2 separate regions of the Homo sapiens genome follow, and region 2 is linked to region 1. A link is an interaction called in ENCODE POLR2A ChIA-PET data of the cell type or tissue named here. Cell type or tissue: MCF 10A. All regions are shown on one strand. Region 1 overlaps SORT1 (sortilin 1). Region 2 has its middle 8.4 kb from the start of CELSR2.

Region 1 (5,000 bases):
GGTGGATCACTTGAGGTCAGAAGTTCAAGACTAGCCTGGCCAACATGGTGAAACCCTGTCTCTACTAAAAATACAAAAGTTAGCCAGACGCGGTGGCATGCGCCTGTAATTCCAGTTATTCTGGAGGCTGAGGCATGACGATCACTTGAACCCAGGAGGCAGAGGTTGCAGCGAGCCGAGATCGCACCGTTGTACTCCAGCCTGGGTGACAGAGTGAGACTCTATCTCAAAAAAAAAAAAAAAAAAAAAAAAAAAAAAGTTTTTGCGTTTGTTAGTCATCCGTGGTCTCTTCTTCAGAGATCTCATCCTTTCTGTATCTGGTTAAAAAAAAAAAAAGTGGAGCCTTTGTTTAATATCATTTACCTTAAAAATGGTTAAGTAGTACTTCTTAACCAAGAATTGTTATGTAGTAGCCTGTTCTTCTGTTTATTTATTTGGTTTTAGAAGTCATAAAAAATCCTGAACTGTATTGAAGAGATCTAGTATTTTTGGACCGTTTATAAAACAGTGTGAAATAAAAGCATCAGCATGACAGAACAACTTTTTATCAGAGATATTGTACTTTGTACAACTGGGGAAGGAAGGTACATGTAGAATCATTTTTCCTACATAACATGACAGGATTCGAGTCCCAAGAAAAAGCAAAAGTTCATGGTTCTCTTATTTCTTTTAACTTGGTCCTGTTTCATTTCAAGCCACATTAATTCACATCATCAATGTATGTGAATGCCCTCCAAATGCCTAGATCTGTGCTAGATGCTGGGGTGCCAAGATACAAAGAAAAGATCATTCAGACTGGAGAATGAAAAGCCTCAGAAGGTTATAGCAAACTACTAGACCTGTGTCTGTGGCTTATGAGGATATATTAGCATTTAACCTGTCTTCTCAAGAAAGCACGGTAAAGCTAAAGCATAATAGTGCGTTTATATTACGGTTTAAGGAGACCGGTGTCCTGATGACCACTCAGGCTTCTCTGTCCATGAAATCCAGCAGGTTTTTCTCTTTGCCCAAGCCTCCCTTTTTCTCTCTAAGGTTTTTTTTCTCATATCATTTCTTTTCAATCTATTAATTTAAAATATATTTAAAGTGCATTGGGTTTATTACACACAGCATATATTTTTTCACATAGAAGTCCTAATGATTAAGTGCTTTATTTTAGGAGTTGAGGCAGGAGAGGAAAACATTTTCCTTTCTAGTTACAGTATTACAAGTTAGCTATAATAGACTCATGGGAAAGTGGAAATAAAAAATACTGGCTATTACTAAAAAAACAAACAAAAGGGATGACAAGAAAACGAAGGAGAAAGATAAATAGTTATAACTTTCCAAAAATTATGCTCCCTAATTTTGTTCTAAGGGTTTGACTTACCATGGTAAGGTGGTATAGCACTGCCTTATCTGGACTGCCTGCATTTGAACCCTGGCCATGTCACTGTGTGATCCTGGGTGAGTTACTTAAGTTTTCTGTGTCTCAGTTCCTAATCTGTAAAGTGAAGATAAGAGCACTTAATTTGTAGGGTGGTTGTGAGAATTAAATGAGTGTGTGTTAAATTATATATACATAATATATACGTATATGTATATTATTGTATAAATATATATTTGTATTACATAATATATGCATATGTAATATTGTATTTGTAATGAGTTATAGTATGTATTACAACATATCACATTGTGTTGTATAATCTATACATATGTAATAACTCATTAGAAGAATGTCTGGCACATAATTAGCACTCAGCAATTAGCTATCATTTATAAATGCTCTCTTCTTAGACTCAATAATCTTCCTTTTGCCTGGAACTCAAAACTGTTTTCATGCCACATTTTTAACTGATTCTTTCCTTCAGCTGCTTGGAGTATTCATGACATGTATAACCTTTGTACATGCGTGAAATTGAGCAGGCCTAGAAGACTTTATTGTTGGTTACTAAGTTGGATTGCTTCAAAACATTTCTGCTGTAAGCACCCCTTTGAGGGTAGGCATGAAACTGTCTTAAAGGAACAGATGAAATGCCTTGGCCAGAGTTGTGGTGGTGGCTGACATAATTTCCTTACTTCTCATTCCTGTGTACAGACCATTTGACAATTTCCTTAAAACTTTTTAAACTTATGATGAATAAAGCCAGGAACTCTTGCTTATTTTCTGTCCTCCCTCTGCTCCTGTCACTAACTACTTCTGTAAACATAACTTCCCAACTTCTACTCCAACTTTAAAGCATCTGGTTCCTTAAATAAACAGGCCCTGTAGAGAGGCCGTGTTGTATGGGGTGTCAGCTCTGGGAAGAATGCGTGTGTTTGTTTGCTGGCTCTGGCAGGGTTGAGTCCAAGCTGACAGGACTGAGTGTGCCTGTCAGAGGCTTCAGGGAGCTGCCGCTGAAGACCTCGGCCTGTTGTTGTGAATCGCCAGACCTTTGTAACACCCGGAAGTCTGAAGGTCAGTCCTTTAATGCCCCGGAACTTCCTAACTGCCTCATTTCTTCCAATACTTGGCCTCTCTTCATCCTACCTTCCCTAGCACCCCCAGCCGTCTAGCTTATTTAATAGTCTCTTGAGTTCTGTTTCTTCCATTCAGCTTTGGATCAAGGAGTAGGAACTCTGTAGGATCTCCTTCTTGGTCCTGGTTGAGCAGAGTGAGCGAAACCTTCATGAAGAGTCTTCTCTCATGCAATGTATAGTCAGACCTTTAGCCCCTAGAGGGATGTTAAAATGACTTATGCATTGGATATTTCAGTAAGAAGTATCAGCAGATTTGATGAAGTGTAATTTATCTGGGGAAAGGTTAGTCTTCATCTGAAGTTTGGTTGGGATGAGAGTAGAAAGCTAGCCAGGTATGACAGATGGCTCCAAGGGAATGCAGTGTTAACAATTAGGTAAGTTCTCTGCTGACTCAAATGTTTGGCTCTGTGCACAGTGATTTTTAATTAGAAATCTGAGTCTCATGTCTGCTTGTGGAAATAATTGGAAGAAGGCTTATGTTCTGTTCAATTTCTAATGGCTATTTTCTTTTTGTGATTATTAACAACAATAATAGGCTTTCTATCCTGCTGTTTTGATCAGATCTTTCATGTCAGGGTCACAGATACTATTAGCAGTTTCTTCTGCACTCTGCCAGTTTCCAGTCAACTCTCGTCAACAGGCATTGGGTTCTCAGTGGGTGACTGCAGAGTCTGCGTTCCCCAACTTTGTCCCAGTTGGCCTGTTACCCTTGTGTGACCATCACATGCTGGGCAGTGCTTAGCACCAAGTTGTAATGGTCAGGACGGGGGAGTAACGTTTGTTCTTCTCCCTCCTTCCTACCTAATCCTACCCCTCAATTTTTTTTACAGAAAGTGAACTATGTTTTGAGGCTGCAGAAATGAGGCTCAGATATTTTATATAATTAGGAGCTAATATTAAGGCAGACAAAGCCATCACATTTGACATGTAATTTAAAATACAGCTTTTCTAGAAACAACAAAACTGTGGCAATGGCTCTGACAATATTATGAACTAGATACTGCATTTGTAGATTTCTACAAGTTTCAGTTCCCTTTCTCTCCTTTTGTCATCAGTGTTTTTATTGCATCTTTTACTTCTATTTTTAAAAACTTGGTGAAAACTTGTTCTTCCCACTATGTGGTCTCAGTGATTTGTATGCAGGTGGATTTGAGGATTAATGGGGCTTGAAGAACAAGCTGATCAATTTCAGTCAGTTCTAGGCAGCTTTTTTGTTCTTGTTTCAATGGTGACTGCAGTCAAAGTTGGGTTAGTAATATGTTGCTTTGAGATAGTTTGGTTGAATGAATGTTCATGACAGATTCCTCATACCTATGAAAATTTTTAGGTGAAAGATGGAGGCTGTTTTTCCTTCTCTATCCCCAATCTCAATCTCAGGAAACCACAGTAAAAACAAAATCCTTCCACTCAGAACCTGTCGTGTTTTGCCGAGGAAGTTTTCTGTGAATGTAACTTATTTTCTGTTTTGTGTTTTAGTCTCTGGCCCTCGATTCCTCATCTACAGCACAAGAAGTTTTGGACTAGCTTTAAAATTTCTTTCAAAAATTCTATGATTCATATGGGAGAGGCCAGAGGTTGTGATCACAAATGTTTTCCTGGCTGATTCCAAATTTAGAAGCAAACTGTGGCTGTTTGACTTCCCAGTCAAACTTGAACATAGCATGGATTTCACATTTAGGGGTGTTTTACTACCACCTCCAGAACTTGCTTCAGTGAAATATGCATGTTCTTAAAGATAGCAGGAGTACTTTTTTTCATGTAGTTATGAAAGACATTTTTCTCTTTTATTTTGGGGGTAATATTTTACCGTTTGTTCCTTGTTGGCTGAAAAATCTAATGCTAATAAAAGCTACTAGCTTGAATAGTCCAAAAGCAAACCCAACAGATAGCAGTAAATTCATTTTTCTTTTTCCCTTTCCTATAGTACTCTGCCAAAACTGGGGCTTTTTTTCTTCATCCTGGCTGCCTGTGTGTTTGAAAATAGATGGTCAGCTTACCATAAATATATTCACATGTAGAAACTTATATGTGATTAATTGGCTTGATTTATTTTTATCAGAAGAAAACGTATGTATGTTCCTTCTCTGGCTTATGAATACTATCCGTCTTATGTTTGCTTTGGATAAGCATTTTAGTCTTCCTGTATGTCCTAAAACGCGCGCGCGCACACACACACACACACACACACACACATACACACACACACACACACTTTCTAATATTGTACTGAAGCCAGTTTGCAAGTCTGGTTCCACAGTACAATTGCTCTGAAGGACCAGGAGAAATTGAACTGGGAAGGAAAATTTGTATTAACTTCAATAATTCCCAGACAAGTTAGTTCAAATCATTTTTATCTAGTATTTGCTATTTGTCACAAAGGATTCAAAACATAAATATGTTGTATACAAAATCTCAAAGAGATGTCTCAATACCCAGATTTGGGTCCTGGCTCTGCTGCTTCATAGCTGTGTGATTATGGAAAATCACTTAACTTCAGT
Region 2 (5,000 bases), 150 kb after region 1:
CTTTGGCGCTTGTTAAAAGATGATATTGGATGCTTTATCCTAGTGATAGGTTCCACCCACAGTGCCAGTGTTCTTTGTCAAGGGTGGCTTAATAGGCCCAGCATTCCATAAAGATGTAAAGCCATCTAAGATCCAGCTGAAAATACTGCCTCTGACCACCGGGCAGGAAGAGATGGAACCTGGGGCTGAGCTTCGAGCGGCAAATCCCTAAGCACCCTCTGAATAACGTGGCTGTTCAGGCTGTCAGAGCAGGCCAAGGAAGGAGGCCCTGTCTGGCCAGAGCCATGCTCCAGCCACGGTGGTAGGTGGCTAAGTGTGAGAGGTACACAGATGAGCTATGTCCCCAAGGGACAGCCAGTCCCTTGGACAGAGACAAAAGCTGTCACAGAGCAATAGTCACTAATATTTTTGTGTGGGGGTGGAGGAGTTAGGGAGGGCTTTTTAAAGAAGGTGGCATTTGGCCGGGCACAGTGGCTCGTGCCTATAATCCCAGCACTTTGGGAGGCCTAGATGGGCGGATCGCCTGAGGTCGGAAGTTTGAGACCAGCCTGACCAACATGGAGAAACCCCGTCTCTGCTAAAAATATAAAATTAGCCAGGTGTGATGGCGTATGCCTGTAATCTCAGCTACTTGGGAGGCTGAGGCAGGAGAATCGCTTGAACCCAGGAGGCGGAGGCTGCGGTGAGCCGAGATCGCACCATTGCACTCCAGGCTGGGCAACAAGAGTGAAACTCCATCTCAAAAAAAAAAAAAAAAAAAGAAAGTGGCATTTGAGCTATCTTGAAGAGGAAGGAAGAATTCCACTAATAGGCAGGAGGAAAAGGCATCCAGGCAGGGGGAACAGTGTGAGCAAGCGTGGAGAGGTGCAACACACGGTCAGTGCCAGGAAACAGGAGGAAACAAGGGGGCGGTGAGAATAAGGAGCAGAGAGCCGCTAATCTGAACTGGGGGCACATTTTGATGAGCTGGGGCTCCAGCTGAGAAGTCTGGACCTTATAAGTTGAGGGGAACCATCTGAAGTGTTTTGGCAGGGGAGGAATGATCATGGCTGTGCCATCTGGCAGGCTAATCTGGCACAGTGAGGAGGCTGCGCCGGAAGAAGGGACTGAGGTCCAGCAGACTAGCAAGGAGGCCGCTGTAATAGTCCAGGAGGAGGAGGGCTGTGCTGGGGCCAGGGAGCAGGCTGTCAAGGGGGCAGACCTGAGTGATGAAGACTCAATGGCGCTGCGAAACAGACTGGCCCCTGGAGATGAAGAGGAGGGAGTTGTCCAGGGTGAGTCTCAGGTGTGTGTTGGGGTGCCTGAATACTAAGAGGAGATGCCCAATGTGTATGCTGGGGGTGGGTGGAGATGCTCAGATGAGAGAGAATGGATTTGAGAGCCCTGCATGTGGAGGTCACAGAGCAGCAGGGAAAGCGGAGGTGGAGGCCAGCATTAGGGTCAGGTGCCATCTCCTGACCCTGCCCACATCTCCAGCCTCCAGTCAGTATCGCCCTTACTTCATGCTTCAGCCATTCAGGCCTTCTTCCTGTCCCCTCGTGCAGTTCCCTCTGGAACAGTTCACCTTCCCTCTGAGGGGAATGGGGTGAAGGAGGGCCAGGAATGTTAATGAGGTAACAGAGCCTGCAAGTGTCCACTGTTCATTCATCTTTGAGGGAGAGGAGCCAGATGGGATCGCAATTTGACAGGAGCGGCAGGAGTGCAGGATGGCTGTTTTCAGATGGGGAATATGTTAGCAGGTCGGGACTGAGGGGAAGTGGGGCGGGAGGTTCAGCAGAGAGCTAGCTCAAGAACAAGGACTCAGGGGAAGCAGGATGGTGGCGAGTTCCAGGGCACAAGTAGATAAGACCTGGTTTTGGAGAAGGAGTAAAAAAAAAAAAAAGGTTTTCTCTGAGACAAGATGGAAGGAGGCAAGGATGAAGCGTATTCCAAATGGGAGCTTAATTCTTCAATTTCTTCAGGTTTAAAAACCACTTGTCCCAGAAGGTCACACCGTCTTATCAGCAATTTACACCCCAATGAAAATAAACTCCCAGACCATTTTGACAGCAGGTTTGTGTAGGGGGAAGGGAACCAAGTCCCATGGAGGGACAGGGACCAATCTCCAAAATGCAGGGCTTGTGAACCAGCCAGTCAGAGCAGCAGAAGAGGACCCGCCCCTCCGTAACAAGAGGTTCTCTCGGAGGTGGCTGGGACACCCTACCTCCGCCGGAAGGTCCCAGAGAGGTAAAGACCTGGAGTTCAGGGCTTCTTTCCTGGCAGATGGATGGGGAGCTGCACATTGCTGGGTTTCTGCAACATGAACCTGCCTGCAGCACCCCCACCCCACCCCCATGGGGAGGGCTTTTTTAATTTTTATTTTTTTGAGACAGAGTCTCACTCTGTCACCCAGGCTGGAGTGCAGTGGCACAATCTCGGCTCACTGCAACCTATGCCTCCTGGGTTCAAGCGATCCTCCTGCCTCAGCCTCCTGAGTAGCTGGGATTACAGGTGCGCACCACCATGCTCGCCTAATTTTTGGTATTTTTAGTAGAATCAGAGTTTCACCATGTTAACCAGGCTGGTCTCGAACTCCTGACCTCAGGCGATCCGCCCTCCTAGGCCTCCCAAAGCGCTGGGATTACAGGTTGGCCCCGCCGGAGAGGGCTCTTAAAAGGGCAATGTCAGAGGCCGAGGCATCAGCCCCACCAGGACCTGGCCAAGTCCAGGCTGCAAGGAAGCACTCCCCTTTTGTACCTGGGAAGAGCTGCTGGGGAACCCCATGTTGGGAGGTAACTGGGAGAGCGGGGCAGGCCCCTCATCCCGGCACAGGCTCCGACACGCAGTACATTTGTCTGGCGCCCATCCCAGCTCTGCCTGTCAGACTCATCCTGGGAGTGCAGCCAGGGCCGCCCCCGCCGCGTACCCCCTGGGGAAGGATGGGGACTCGGGGAGAGGAGGCATTCTCAGGACCTGGGGTAAACCGGAAAAGCTTCAGGGGAGGAAAAGCAGGACAGACGGCTAGGAGAATGTTGGTTCCCAGGAGTGAGGTTTCAGTGTTTGGCTAATGAGCTGCCCTGCCCAGCCTGGACTGTGAGCGCAGGCAGGTCCCTCGGCCTTACGTTGGGTCCCCAGTTACCAGCCTCTTTAGAGTTTCTAGAAGTCTGGCTTATGGTTGTCTCTCTTGGTGGAGAGGCCAGACTGTTGGTCCCAGTGTTTCCTCACTCCCTGCCTAAAGCACCCAGACCTGCATCTTGGGCCCTGAATACCTGGGTGTGGGAACCCAGGGTTGGTGAGGGACCCAGGGCTCTGACTCACTCCACTAGGCCTCTGGAGGGTGTTTGCTAACTGAGGTAACCTGGGTAGCTGAGGTTGGAGATGGGGCAGGTCAAGGTGCCAGAGATGAGGGCATCAGGCGTGGGATGCGGAGGCAACTACCAGGGTGGAGTCAAGGCTATTGGGCCTGTTCCCAACTGCTCGGCTTCCAGGTGGGTCGGCCCCTCCTAAATGAAGCTTGCATCAGCCCCATCCCACTGCCTCAGGGAGGGAGAGTGTCTGGTTTTCCCTCTCTGAAGGAAGGCGAACCACACCTTTCCCAACAGTTATTTGTGAGCAGGAACTGTGTTACCTTCTTTCTGTAAACCCTGCTCCTAATGGTGCCTGGCACAAGGTAAGCACTCGGTGACCGTGTGTGCCCTCCTGCTGTTGTGCTCTTGGGTATGACCTGTGGGGAGGGACCTCAGCCACAGTCATCCTTGCCTTCACTACCATTGACTTCCTCTCCTCTGGCTTCTGGAAGCATGGGGTCCCTTATAGTTACTTTCTGCTAACAAGCCAGTTTGTCCATACAGCCATCTTCCTAGCCAGGCTCCTACACCAGTCCCTACACGGGCAGGAGGAAGGCTGGCAGGGAAAGCTGGGCTGCCCAAGGCAGGAGGGTCTCTCTGCACAAAGCAGCTGAGAGTCCAGGCAGCCAGCTCCAGCAGGTAAGTCAGCTGGGTCCTCAGGGACTCAAAGCCCCAGCTTCTGCCCTCCCACAGAGCTCTCAGGGCCATGGCAAAAAGCAGAGCCTCCTACTGGTAGGAAGGTGACAGGCACCAGGAGCCTAAGCAGGTAGGCGTGGGGAGTGGTGCAGGCAGCTGTAGGGACTTCTAAGACAGAGCTAAGGCAGAGCAGGGGCGTTCAGGGCCCTGTGAGAGTTCCCAGTGGGCTTCTGGAATGGTATAGGGGGTGGGGCAAAACTAGCCTCCTGCACACTGTGTACGCTGCCTTTCTTCAAACCAAATAGTTGAGGCCACAGGAAATGTGAGTTTCTGGTCCTTCTGAATTACAAATGGGAGCAGCTTGCTCTTTGTCCCCTTGTCCCGGCTTTGTTATCCCAGAGCTGGGGCAATGGGCTACGGCCCAGGCGGGTCTGCCTGTGGGCCCCCAGCTGGCATAGCCAGGCAAGACAAGAGAGCCACTGTCACCCCTTCACGCACCTACCTCAGTTTTGACAGGGTTTCCAGCAGCAAGATTAATAGGATCAATCTCAAGCCCCCAGTGGAAAATGGAGCACATGGCCCCTTTCCTTGGTACTATGCTCCAGCAGGCCCAAGTCGCTGCTCAGGGACTAAGGAAGCTGAGGTGAGATAAAGGCTCCTAAGTGACAGCCCAGTTCACATTCCAGCTCTCAACCTCCCAAAGAAACATAAAGCACTGCCGAGGAGTCAGGACTTCCGACCTCCATCAGGCCACGTTGTCTCATCTCCCTTACCGTCCTTGTATTTCTGTCTTCCAAAGGATGGAATAAGCATAATCATATAATCATGTCCCCACCCTACCTTCTGGGACCATCACAAAGATAAAAGAGATCATCTATAGGGAGTATTTTAACCTCCTAGGAGAGAGGCACTAAACTAACAGAAGCTGTTATTAAAGTAAAGGGTTTGTAGATTGCAGATGAAAGGCAGCAGGTAAATAAACAGCCTGAACATCAGCCTCCCCTGAGAAAGGAACTGGCTATTAGGGCAACAGTGGGA

Evidence for each region. Peaks named below come from ENCODE experiments on the same cell type or tissue, not always from the same donor. Only the 100,000 strongest peaks of a DNase experiment are listed, where the experiment ranks them.
Region 2: POLR2A ChIA-PET joins it to region 1 with 12 read pairs; 12 of 35 experiments call an interaction of 5 or more read pairs at or near these places.

The regions. Positions count from the first base shown.
Region 1 is chr1:109,390,467-109,395,466 of GRCh38, reverse strand. All of the region lies in intron 1 of SORT1 (sortilin 1), which reads left to right. Among named protein-coding and RNA genes, the nearest start is that of SORT1, 5.0 kb to the left of the region's middle. In MCF 10A, no CTCF peak of the experiment used is centred here; no DNase peak of the experiment used is centred here.
Region 2 is chr1:109,238,667-109,243,666 of GRCh38, reverse strand. No RefSeq gene overlaps it. Among named protein-coding and RNA genes, the nearest start is that of CELSR2, 8.4 kb to the left of the region's middle. RefSeq lists enhancers at 673-1,172, 2,831-3,526 and silencers at 2,526-2,820, 3,928-4,342. In MCF 10A, a CTCF peak has its summit at 4,057 (motif pointing left); DNase peaks (open chromatin) are centred at 2,836, 3,396 and 4,036.